Regions from separate parts of the Homo sapiens genome. Here region 2 is linked to region 1. A link is an interaction called in ENCODE POLR2A ChIA-PET data of the cell type or tissue named here. Cell type or tissue: PC-9. All regions are shown on one strand. Each heading gives the region's core, and the rest is flanking DNA. Links, peaks and the distances in the headings are about the cores only.

The links. ChIA-PET counts read pairs that join two places held together with the same protein. Peaks named below come from ENCODE experiments on the same cell type or tissue, not always from the same donor. Only the 100,000 strongest peaks of a DNase experiment are listed, where the experiment ranks them.
Region 2: POLR2A ChIA-PET joins it to region 1 with 8 read pairs; 2 of 35 experiments call an interaction of 5 or more read pairs at or near these places.

What each region holds. Positions count from the first base shown.
Region 1 is chr1:147,805,352-147,810,522 of GRCh38, reverse strand. No RefSeq gene overlaps it. Among named protein-coding and RNA genes, the nearest start is that of GJA5, 47 kb to the right of the region's middle. In PC-9, for the core only: no CTCF peak of the experiment used is centred there; a DNase peak (open chromatin) is centred at 2,332.
Region 2 is chr1:147,690,763-147,695,933 of GRCh38, reverse strand. No RefSeq gene overlaps it. Among named protein-coding and RNA genes, the nearest start is that of ACP6, 23 kb to the right of the region's middle. In PC-9, for the core only: no CTCF peak of the experiment used is centred there; no DNase peak of the experiment used is centred there.

The sequences.
Region 1 (5,171 bases), core at 485-4,484:
AAGTGAGCAGGAAGAAGAAAGTAAGAGATAAAGGAACTGTTACCATGAACCCCTATAAAAAAATTAATTCTTTTTCACCCATTTTTTCCCAAAGCTGGGAATTTGGAGCAATAGAAGAGGTTTGTGGTGGCGGGAATAGGTTTTGACACAAGTGTACATTTCTTTTTACCTCCTTGGACATAACTGTCCCATCCTTCTCCTAGGCCGCTTGCATCTCTAGATATCTATGAACATATTTACTGACTCAGGAGCAGTAGCCAATGAAACGCCACATGTGGTAGGCAGCTTTACTTGTTGACAATGATGTGTGCACTCCCCGATGGCTGCACTCCTCTGGAGGTGGAGAAGACATCCCTATTGGCCTTGGGCTGGGCCATGGGACTTACCTTGTCAAGTGGAGTATGAGCAGACATGCCCTATGCCATGGCAGAGCTGAAGATGCTAATGAGCTGGTGTGGTTTGGCTGTGTCCCCTTCAGAGCCTGTGCTCCACAGTGAAAACAGGTTATCTTAGACGATGGCCATCCCGTTGCTATGGGTCACTGAATGAAAAGATAAATGGAGATCTGTGGAGACCACCAGAGCCAAAGCCAATTCACAGCCCTCAAGAAATAAATGTTTGTGTTTGTAAGCCACTCAGATTTGGGAGTTATATGTTGCTGCAGCAAAATCTGACTAATCCAGTCAGATTCTGTGCTAAGAACTTTCAAATGTTACCTCATTACCTGTGCAGTGGATCATTCCATTTTCGTGGATGAGGAAGCTGAGGTCCACCAAAGTCAAGCAACTCGCATAGGATTATAAAAAAATGAAAACAGACAAAATTCAAATGTTGGGGAGTCTATCTGACTCCCCAACTGTTATGCCATGTACCACTTTCTTTTTTTTGATGTGATCCAACAGAAGAGGAATAGAAAACGAAGTCCTTATGCTAACTTCAAACACCCTGTGTGTAATTGGACTTCTCTTTCCTGCTGTGGCCCCACAAGCCCAGGAGACTCCATTCCTCTCTACTCCCTCCTTCAAACCCTACTCTGCTCCATTCCATTCCACTGCTGAAAGTGCTCTTTTCATCTCTCATTTTCTTCCAAATAGCTATTAAAAGTGACCTTTTCTGTGAAATGTTTCTGGAATGATAAAAGAGAAAGTTTGGTCTCTCTTATCTGATTATTTCTAAACATACATGAAAATTGCTTGGCTATTTCCTCTGCATTATTCATTCCAAAATACACCAATTTTTGCCTGACTCTGTACATGTGTATACTGCCACACTTAGTAAGCACCTACTGTGTGCCAGCCACTGTACAGGGACTGTACACTGTACAGAGTGAGAGGTGTCAGATGCATTGCTGGAAGACCATAAAACCTAGTGGGAGATGGCATGTTATTAGCTTGGTGCAAACTTAACTGTGGTTTTTGCATTGTTGAAATTGGCCATTTGATATTGGAACACATTCTTAACTAATGTGGTTATGTTATACATCATTTTAACGTGCACTTCTTGCTTTTTTTTTTTTTGCTAATGACTTATTACTTGCTTTTTATTTTATGTTTATTTTAGACTGTGGAAATGATGTTAGACAAAAAGCAAATTCAAGTGACTTTCTTATTTGAGTTCAAAATAGGTCGTAAAGCAGTGCAGACAACTCACAACATCAACAACACATTTGGCTAGGAACTGCTAATGAACATGCAGTGCAGTGTTGGTTCAAGAAATTTTGCAAAGGAGATGAGAGCCTTGAAGATGAGGTGCATAGTGTCTTGGCATTGGAAGTTGACAACGACCAATTGAGAGCAATCGTCAAAGCCGATCCTCTTACAATTACACAAGAAGTTGCTGAAGAACTCCATGTTGACCATTCTATGGTCGTTCAGCCTTTGAAGCAAATTGGAAAGGTGAAAAAGCTGGAAAAGTGGGTGTCTCATGAGTTCAGTGAAAATTTTAAAAATCATCATTGTGAACCATCATTTTATTCTATGCAACAACAACGAACCATTTCTCGATCAGATTGTGACATACTTCGAAAAGTGGATTTTATATGACAATCGGTGATGACAACTCAGTGGTTGGATGGGGAAGAAGGTCCAAAGCACCTCCCAAAGCCAAACTTGCACCAAAAAAAGTCGTGGTCACTGTTTGGTGGTCTGCCAGTCTGACCCACTACAGCTTTCTGAATCCCAGAAACCATTACATCTGAGAACTATTCTCAGGAAATCGATGAAATGCACTGAAAACTGCAAAGCCTGCAGCTGGCATCAGTTAACAGAAAGGGCCAAATTCCTCTCCATGACAACCCCCGACTGCAGGTTGCACAACCAGTGCTTCAAAAGATAAACGAATTGGGCTTTGAAGTATTGCCTCATCCACCATATTCACCTGACCTCTTGCCAACTGACTACCACTTCTTCAAGCATTTTGACAACTTTTTGCAGGGGAAATGCTTCCACAATCAGCAGGATGCAGAAAGTACTTTCCAAGAGTTGTTGAATCCCAAAGCACAGATTTTTTATGCTACAGGAATAAACAAATTTGCTTCTCATTGGCAAAAATATGTTGATTGTAATGGTTCTTATTTTAATTAATAAAGAAGTGTTTGAGCCTAGTTACAATGTTTAAAATTCACGGTCCAAAACCACAATTAATTTTGTACCAACTAATATTAAAAGTGCTAAGCTGTATACAATAAGTAAGTATAGGCTTGTAGTCACACAGAGGAGGGCTCAATGCTCAGCTTGGGAGAAATGATTTAAAAGGTTTCCAGACACAAGAGCTGAGTCTTGAATGCAAAGTGGGAGCCACTTGAGGAAGAGGCAGGAAAGAAACAGCACAAGCAAAGACACAGTAGTTGAGTTTAGCTGAATTGTAAGTCGGGTGAAGGTAGTGGCTGGAGATGGTCTAGAGAGACAGAGGCGCTGTGATGCCTGAGGGCCTGGTATTAACGCAATAGGTTGCAATGCTAAGGAAGGTAAGAGAGTGCCTATATATAGGATTGTTTTGGTCAGGCCCACATGCTGGGGCAGGCCACACGACTAGTTTGTTTTTGAAGCCCCCTTATATCCTTTTCCCCATTTCTTCATGTGTGCTCCCACCCTGACCCTTATCAAAACCTTTTCTAATGAACTTCCTTTACCCTCGGGGGCAGGTTTAAAGCATTACTCTTTTCAGGCACATCTGCATCCTAACAAGGGATTAACTCACAACACCAACAAGCATTTTCTGACACTTTTCTTTGCCCAGCACTGTGCTAGGCACCATATACACATGCATTATGTCACTTGATCCTTATAACCACCTTGTAAGAAAGGTACTATAATTGTAATTGTTTGGACAAAGAGAAGGCCAAGTCTTAGCAAAATCAAGGCAGATGAAAGCCAAGATGTGGGAAAAGATTTTGGAGGTGAGGTGGGGACTGTGAGCAGGATTTAGAGGGTAGGGAACAGCTTCCAGTGCCAACATTCCACCGTGCAGGCTGACCATTGATATATATTCCTGAGGCTATGAGTCCTTCATAACTTAGTACTCAGTATCAGAAAAGAGACCAGGACGAGCTTCATGGTGCAGGGTGCCTTTGGGTTAGTAATTGTTATTTTCCGGCACACATATGACTTGGCCAATGACAAGTCATGTATAATGAGCCATATAATGGGACTCTATACATTTAATTTTTTTTTTTTTTTTAGTCTTAAGAGAGGGAGAACTGGAGAGGACTGTGTCTACACTATCTGCCTGCCTCTGGACCTTTAAAACTACCCAGTCCTGTAGGAACCTTGTCCCCACCCATCCAGAAAGACCACAGAGGCCAAACTAGGTATTTGCTGAGATCACCCACGGCCTTCTTAGCTCATACCCAATTTGTCCTTGATCTGACACAGTCTCCCCTGACCCTTAACTTGACTTTACTCAGATTCCTCCTTCCGGTTCTTTGGGTTCAGTCTTCCCCACTTTCCCTGAGAGACTCCAGCTTGATTTTCCTCTCTGTCCAGTGCTAAATAAATCTAGCTGCACTCATGAAAACCCAGGCTTCTTATCCCTCGGTGTCAGGCAGATGGGAGCAGGGATGCTGATACAATTGGGTGTTTAATAAAGCCTATTGATGAGGGTAATGGTAATCACTATTCCGGAGCACACCTTTCACCAAGCCTCATGTGTTACATCAGTTAATCCCCAAGGTTTCCACATCGCTAGATCACATGGTTAGTTCTCAGTTGTCTTCTTACTTAAAATGACCTATAGAGCTACACTCGACTTTCTACGCTGGTCTGGCCTCTTTGGGATTCCCTCCTTTTAGTCTCCTGTGAGAGTTCCTCTGCTTCCTCCTCATCTCTTAATATTAGTGTGAACTAGGGCTTGGTCCTTTCCCCTCTTTTCCATTTATATTTGCATCTTTGGTGACCTCATTCACTGTCATGATTTTTTATTTATTTATTTATTTATTTATTTATTTTGAGGCAGAGTCTCACTCTGTTGCCCAGGCTGGAGTGCAGTGGTGCGATCTTGGCTCACTGCAACCCCTGCCTCCCGGGTTCAAGTGATTCTCCTGCCTCAGCCTACCAAGTAGCTGGGATTATGGGCACCCGCCACCACACCCACCTATTTTTTTTTTTTTTTTTTTTTTAGTAGAGACGGGGTTTTGCCATGTTGGTCAGGCTGGTCTTGAACTCCTGACTTCAGGTGATCTGCCAGCCTCGGCCTCCCAAAGTGTTGGGATTACAGACGTGGGTCACTGAGCCTAGCCTACTGTCATGACTTTAAAACCTTTCTCCTGAACTTACATATCCAGCAGTCTACTTAACATATCCACATCTAATAAATATCTCAGCTCATCCCTCTGATCCACCCTCAGAGTTCCCCATTTTAATTGATGGCAACTGTATTTTTCTGTGGAGTCATCTTTTTCTCCCCGCCTTCTTTCCCTTATACTCCATATCTGGTCCTTCAGCAAATTCTGTTTGCACTGCCTTCAAAACATGTCTGGAATCTGACCACTTCTCACCACCCCACCGCTACCACGTTTGCTATTGCTTCCCTGGATTATTGCAACAGCTTCCTATCTGTTCTTTCTGCTTCCACTCTTCTCTCTACAGTCTATTATCAACATAGCAGCCAAATAGGTCTTTTTAGAAAGTATAAGTCAGACCATGTGTCTCCTCTGCTCAAAGTCCCGCAATGGC
Region 2 (5,171 bases), core at 701-4,700, 110 kb after region 1:
AATATTATATGATTGCACTTATATGAGATACCTAGAGTAGTCAAACTCATAAAGACAGAACACAGAAAGGCGGCTTCCAGGGTCTGAGGGAGGAAGGAGTCGGTGGTTCTTGTTTGATATGATGGAAATTTCTGGAGATGGATGGTGGTGCCAGTTGCACAGCATGGTGGAGGTATTTAATATCACTAAACTTTACTTTCCAAAATGGTTAAAATGGTAAATTTGATGTTATGTATATTTTACCACAATTTTTTTTAAGTGATTCCCACTGACTGGCAAGGCTGTAAGGCCATTGGTGTATAAGCTCTTTGAAAGCATGGGCTACATGGCATGTTACCCAGAATTTGAAATCAGACAGACATGAGTCCTAGTCCTCTCTCTACTAATACATGTTAGCAATGAGAATTTGAGTAACATATGCCAACTTCCCAAGCCATAATTTCCTTATCTCTAAAGTGGAGTTTATTATAACTATCAGAATGGTCTCTGTCTGTCCAGTATCCATTTTCCTTTCACATAATAGGATGCCAAATCACCCTAGAGAGCTACCCTTTCTTCACCCTTCGCCCATAAGGTTTAATTGTCTGAGTCCACTCTAGAAATTAAAGAGGGCAGCTGGGCACAGTGGCTCACGCCTGTAATCCCAGCACTTTGGGAGGCCAAGGTGAGTGGATCACGAGGTCAGAAGTTCAAGATCAGCATAACCAACATATTGAAACCCTGTCTCTACTAAAAATACAAAAATTAGCCAGGTGTGGTGGTGTGCACCTGTAATCTCAGCTACTCAGGAGGCTGCGGCAGGAGAATCACTTGAACCCGGGAGGCAGAGGTTGCAGTGAGCCAAGATCACGCCACTGCACTCCAGCCTGGTGACAGACTCCGTCTCAAAAAATATATAAATAAATTTTTTAAAAAAGTAAAGAGGACATATGATCTAGGTTTAGTCAATCAGTGTATTTCCTCCCTCTGGGCACAGCCATTGGTTTGGGAATGGGCTTGAGATCTGAGAAAGTTCAACAGAGGTAATCCCAAAACTTTTGCTGGAGCAGCTAGAAAGAATTTTTCTCTTTTGACAAGGGCTGCCAACAAGATAGAAGGTAATTGTGGAGGTACTGGGAGCCACTAATGACTATGAAGGGAAAGCCTACCAGAGAATAAAGAAGACACAGGAAAAATAGAGCCAAGAGATGGAGAGTGAGATAGCATCAAGATAGGATCATCTAGTTCCTGGATCCAGCAGCACCTGAAGTCCACATCTGTATATTTTGGATATATGAGCCAATACATTTGATTTTTTGTTTGTTTTATGTCATTAAGTTGTCTTTTTATCTTTTGCAACCAGAAAAATCCTGACTAACACACTTACCTTTCTTTGTTACTGGAGGAAGTAAATGTAATAATTATACAGCAGCCTGGCACATTGTACTCTGTCCTATTCACCTCTGAATCCCACCCAGAACACGGTAAATGCCCAACAAATTTTGCTGGACGAGAACACAAAATTGGGAATTGTGTGTCTTACCTGCATTGTGCAAACTCAGAGTATGAGCATAAACCTAGCAAAGCATTGTGCTTCCCTGGGTAGTGAGTTCCTTCTTTCACGAAGCTGAAACTGGCATGATGTGCTGGCAGACTAACACTCTACCAGTATAGGGTCATCACTTCAGAATAATTAAATTGAACACTTATTTAGTGCTTACTATGAGCAAAGCACTGATGAAAAGAACGGTGAACACAAACAGACAAATGGAATCAAACACAAAATAAAGTTTATTAGAGACGATCACCTGCCATGGTTTGAATGTATCATTCAAAGTTCACATATTGCAACTTAATCCCCAGTTGAACTATGTTGAGAGGTGAGATCTTTAAGAGGTGATTAAGTCATGAGTGCTTTGCTCTAACTGACAGATTAATGTCATTAGGAGTAGGTTCCTGATATAAAGGAACTTTCCTCTCCTGCTCTCTCTTGCCCTTCAGCCTTCCACCAGGGGATGATGCAGCACAAAGGCTCTTCCCAGATGCCAGTGTCTTGATACTGGACTTCCCAGCCTACACAACTGTGAGAAATAAATTCCCTGTCTTTATAAATTAACCAGTATGTGGCATTCTGTAATACCAACCTAAAGGAGACCAAGACAGCACCTAAAGGATTGGAGTGTAGTAAATGGAAGTCTGTCACTCTGCCTATGGGACCAGGAAAGGCATTTCTCAGGAAAGGTGGCCTCGAAAATGAGCTGGGTCTCGAAAATTAGTATGCACATACACTAACATTGCCTAGGAAAAGAATACCTATGAGCAGATATAGCCTGTCCTGTTTTAGGATTGCAGGAGAGTGGGCTCATTTAGCACTCCTATATAAATTAGCCTCTGAAAGGGGCTTGAGAAATTAGGCATTAGTTTATTTTAGTTTGTTTTTTCCACCAATTCTACCCACTTCCTCCTTTGGGGAAAAAAAAATCTTCCCCTATAACAAACAATATAATGTTAGTTAAAAAATCATATCAAAGTATGTCGCTTGTAATTATTTGAAAAATAGTTTAATAAACTAAGCTCTGCAGTTGGAGGAGGGATATGGATTGCTTTCCAGGTAATTTAAGGGATCCTGAGCACATAGCTATAACACAGCTGTTTCTAGGGCTCAGGGAGAACTAGCCTTTCCAAGACCAATGTCCCATTGGTTTATCCTGCCAAAAGCTCTGGGCTTGTCCATGAAGCAGTGACTGTGGGGTTAGATGAGTAACAGTGGATTGGATCCTTAAAATCACCACATCTCACCTTGAATGAGCCATAGTTGCAGAAAGAGTATTTCATTAAGGAAAAAGTCATATTTCCTACCAAAGAGGTAGAGTGATTTCATGGATTTAAAACCACAAGGTACTAAAATAACATCTGACAGGAAGGTAGAGAGGGCTCCTGAACCTAGAAATACTTGGACTGAGAGTCTGAGTGTCTTGATGTAATAATGTTGCCATTTTCTCTTATTAGTCTAGTTACCAGCAAACTATGGATCCCTCAAAAATCAATTCAGTACCATATGACCTGCCAATTCTACTCCTAGGTATGTACCCAAGAGAACTGAAAACATGTTCCTAAAAGACTTGTACACAGATGTTCATAGCAGCATTGTTCATAATAGCCTTTATTCACATAGCATTATATAATGCTATGTGAATGCTATGTGAATAGCATAGAATAGTGTGTTACGTGAATAGCATTATTCACATAGCACATTATTCACAACGTCTATCAACAGATAAATGGATAAATAAAATATATATTATACTGTGGAATATTACTCTGTCATAAAAATGAAGCACTGATTCATGCTACAACACAAATAAAGCTTAAAAACATTATGCTAAATGAAAGAAGTCAGACACAAAATGCATATATCGGATGATTCCATTTATATGAAATGCCTAGAATTAGGGAATCCATAGCGACAGAAAGTAGCTTACTGGTTGCTAGGGGTTCAGGGGAGGGAAGAATGAAGAGTGAGTGCAAATGGGCTTGGGGTAACAAATGAGTTCTGGAATTAGATAGTGGTGATGATTGTGCAATTTTGTGAACATACTAAAAATCAGTGAATTGTAGTCTTCAAAAGGGTGAATTTTATGGTACATGAACTTTAGCTCATTTAACATACAAAACAATTCAGACAGATCCAACTTCATGAAGATGTCCCTGAGCCTCATGGTTAGAACTAACCAGTCCCTCCTGTGCACAACCTTTAGAGCACACTGTTATTGTGGACTAATGCAATTTTTCATGTATGCCAGCCTCCTCTGATAATAGTAAGCTCTTCAGAAGCAGGATTATGTCTTGTCCATGTCCGTATCCTCAACTGGGCACAGTGCTTGAAATTCAGCACATATTCAATAAATATATGTTGAATTGAAGATATTTTCCAAGACTTTTACAATCTGCAGTAATACTGAGCAATCCATTTATAAATATAATAAATAGTACATATAAACTGTGTGTAAGTTTTTTGTGATATAAAAATGAAAGAGGCATAGTCTCTACCTTTGAGGAACTTATATATTTTTGACAAAAATAAGTAGACTTAAATACCTACAAAGCAAGGAAGAAAATAAGTGCTATGTAAACGGCATAATGATCGACACCTAATAGTTCAAAGAAGTAAAAATTACTACCTGAGTGTGATGGGGAAGATTTTTTTAAAAGATAGTTGTATAAAAGTGAGCTTTAGGGATGTAACAAGATGTTAAAAGGAAAGCTTCAGCTAAGGCACATTCTAGAGCTATGTGTTGGACCAAAATGCAAACACTTTCAAAGTAGGTGGTAAAAAGGGGTGGAAGGGTTGGTAACTCTTTTTTTATTATTTTTTTCTTTGAGATGGAGTCTCTCTCTGTCATCAGACTGGAGTGTAGTGGCGTGGTCTCAGCTCCATGCAACCTCCTTCTCCTGGGTTCAAGCGATTCTCCTGCCTCAGCTTCCAAGTAGCTGAGACTACAGGCGCGTGCCACCACACCTGGCTAATTTTTGTATTTTCAGTAGAGACGGGGTTTCACCATGTTGGCCAGGATGGTCTCGATCTCTTGACCCCATGATCTGCCAGCCTCGACCCCCCAAAGTGCTGGGATTACAGGCGTGAGCCACCGTGCCTAGCCCTGGGTTGGTAACTCTTAAATGATTACCCACACTGATGGCGTAAAGGGATGCTGAATTGGAGATCAGGAAGACTTTTGAAAAGGATTTCTTTGGAGGGAAGTATTGGGTTCCAAGAATTCTATCCTTCTCATTATGGGGGAAAAAGGGGAGAGAAGAAGAGAGGAAAGGACAGGAGAGGAGAGGAGAAAGGGGGAGAAAGAGGGTGGGGGTGGGAAGGAGGGATATCTGCTCCTTAAATCAAACCAAAGGACAGAACTTTTATGGAACCATCCGTGGAGCTTAATATGTGTCTTCTAAAGTTTGAGGGACACAGGGGACTTCTGACTGGTTCATGCTTGAGAAATCTAAATCCAGAGTGCTGAGTTATGGGGAAGGGGCTGCATTCCCAGAGTTTTCCTGGACAAACATGTTTCCTATGGACCAGATGTGGCCCATGAGGGAAAGGGAGTTGTGTGGTGTTGCTTAGCCCGTGTTTATAATGACCTCCTGCAGGAGTGAGGAGCCTCAATACAGGAAAGCTGGAGATGAACTGC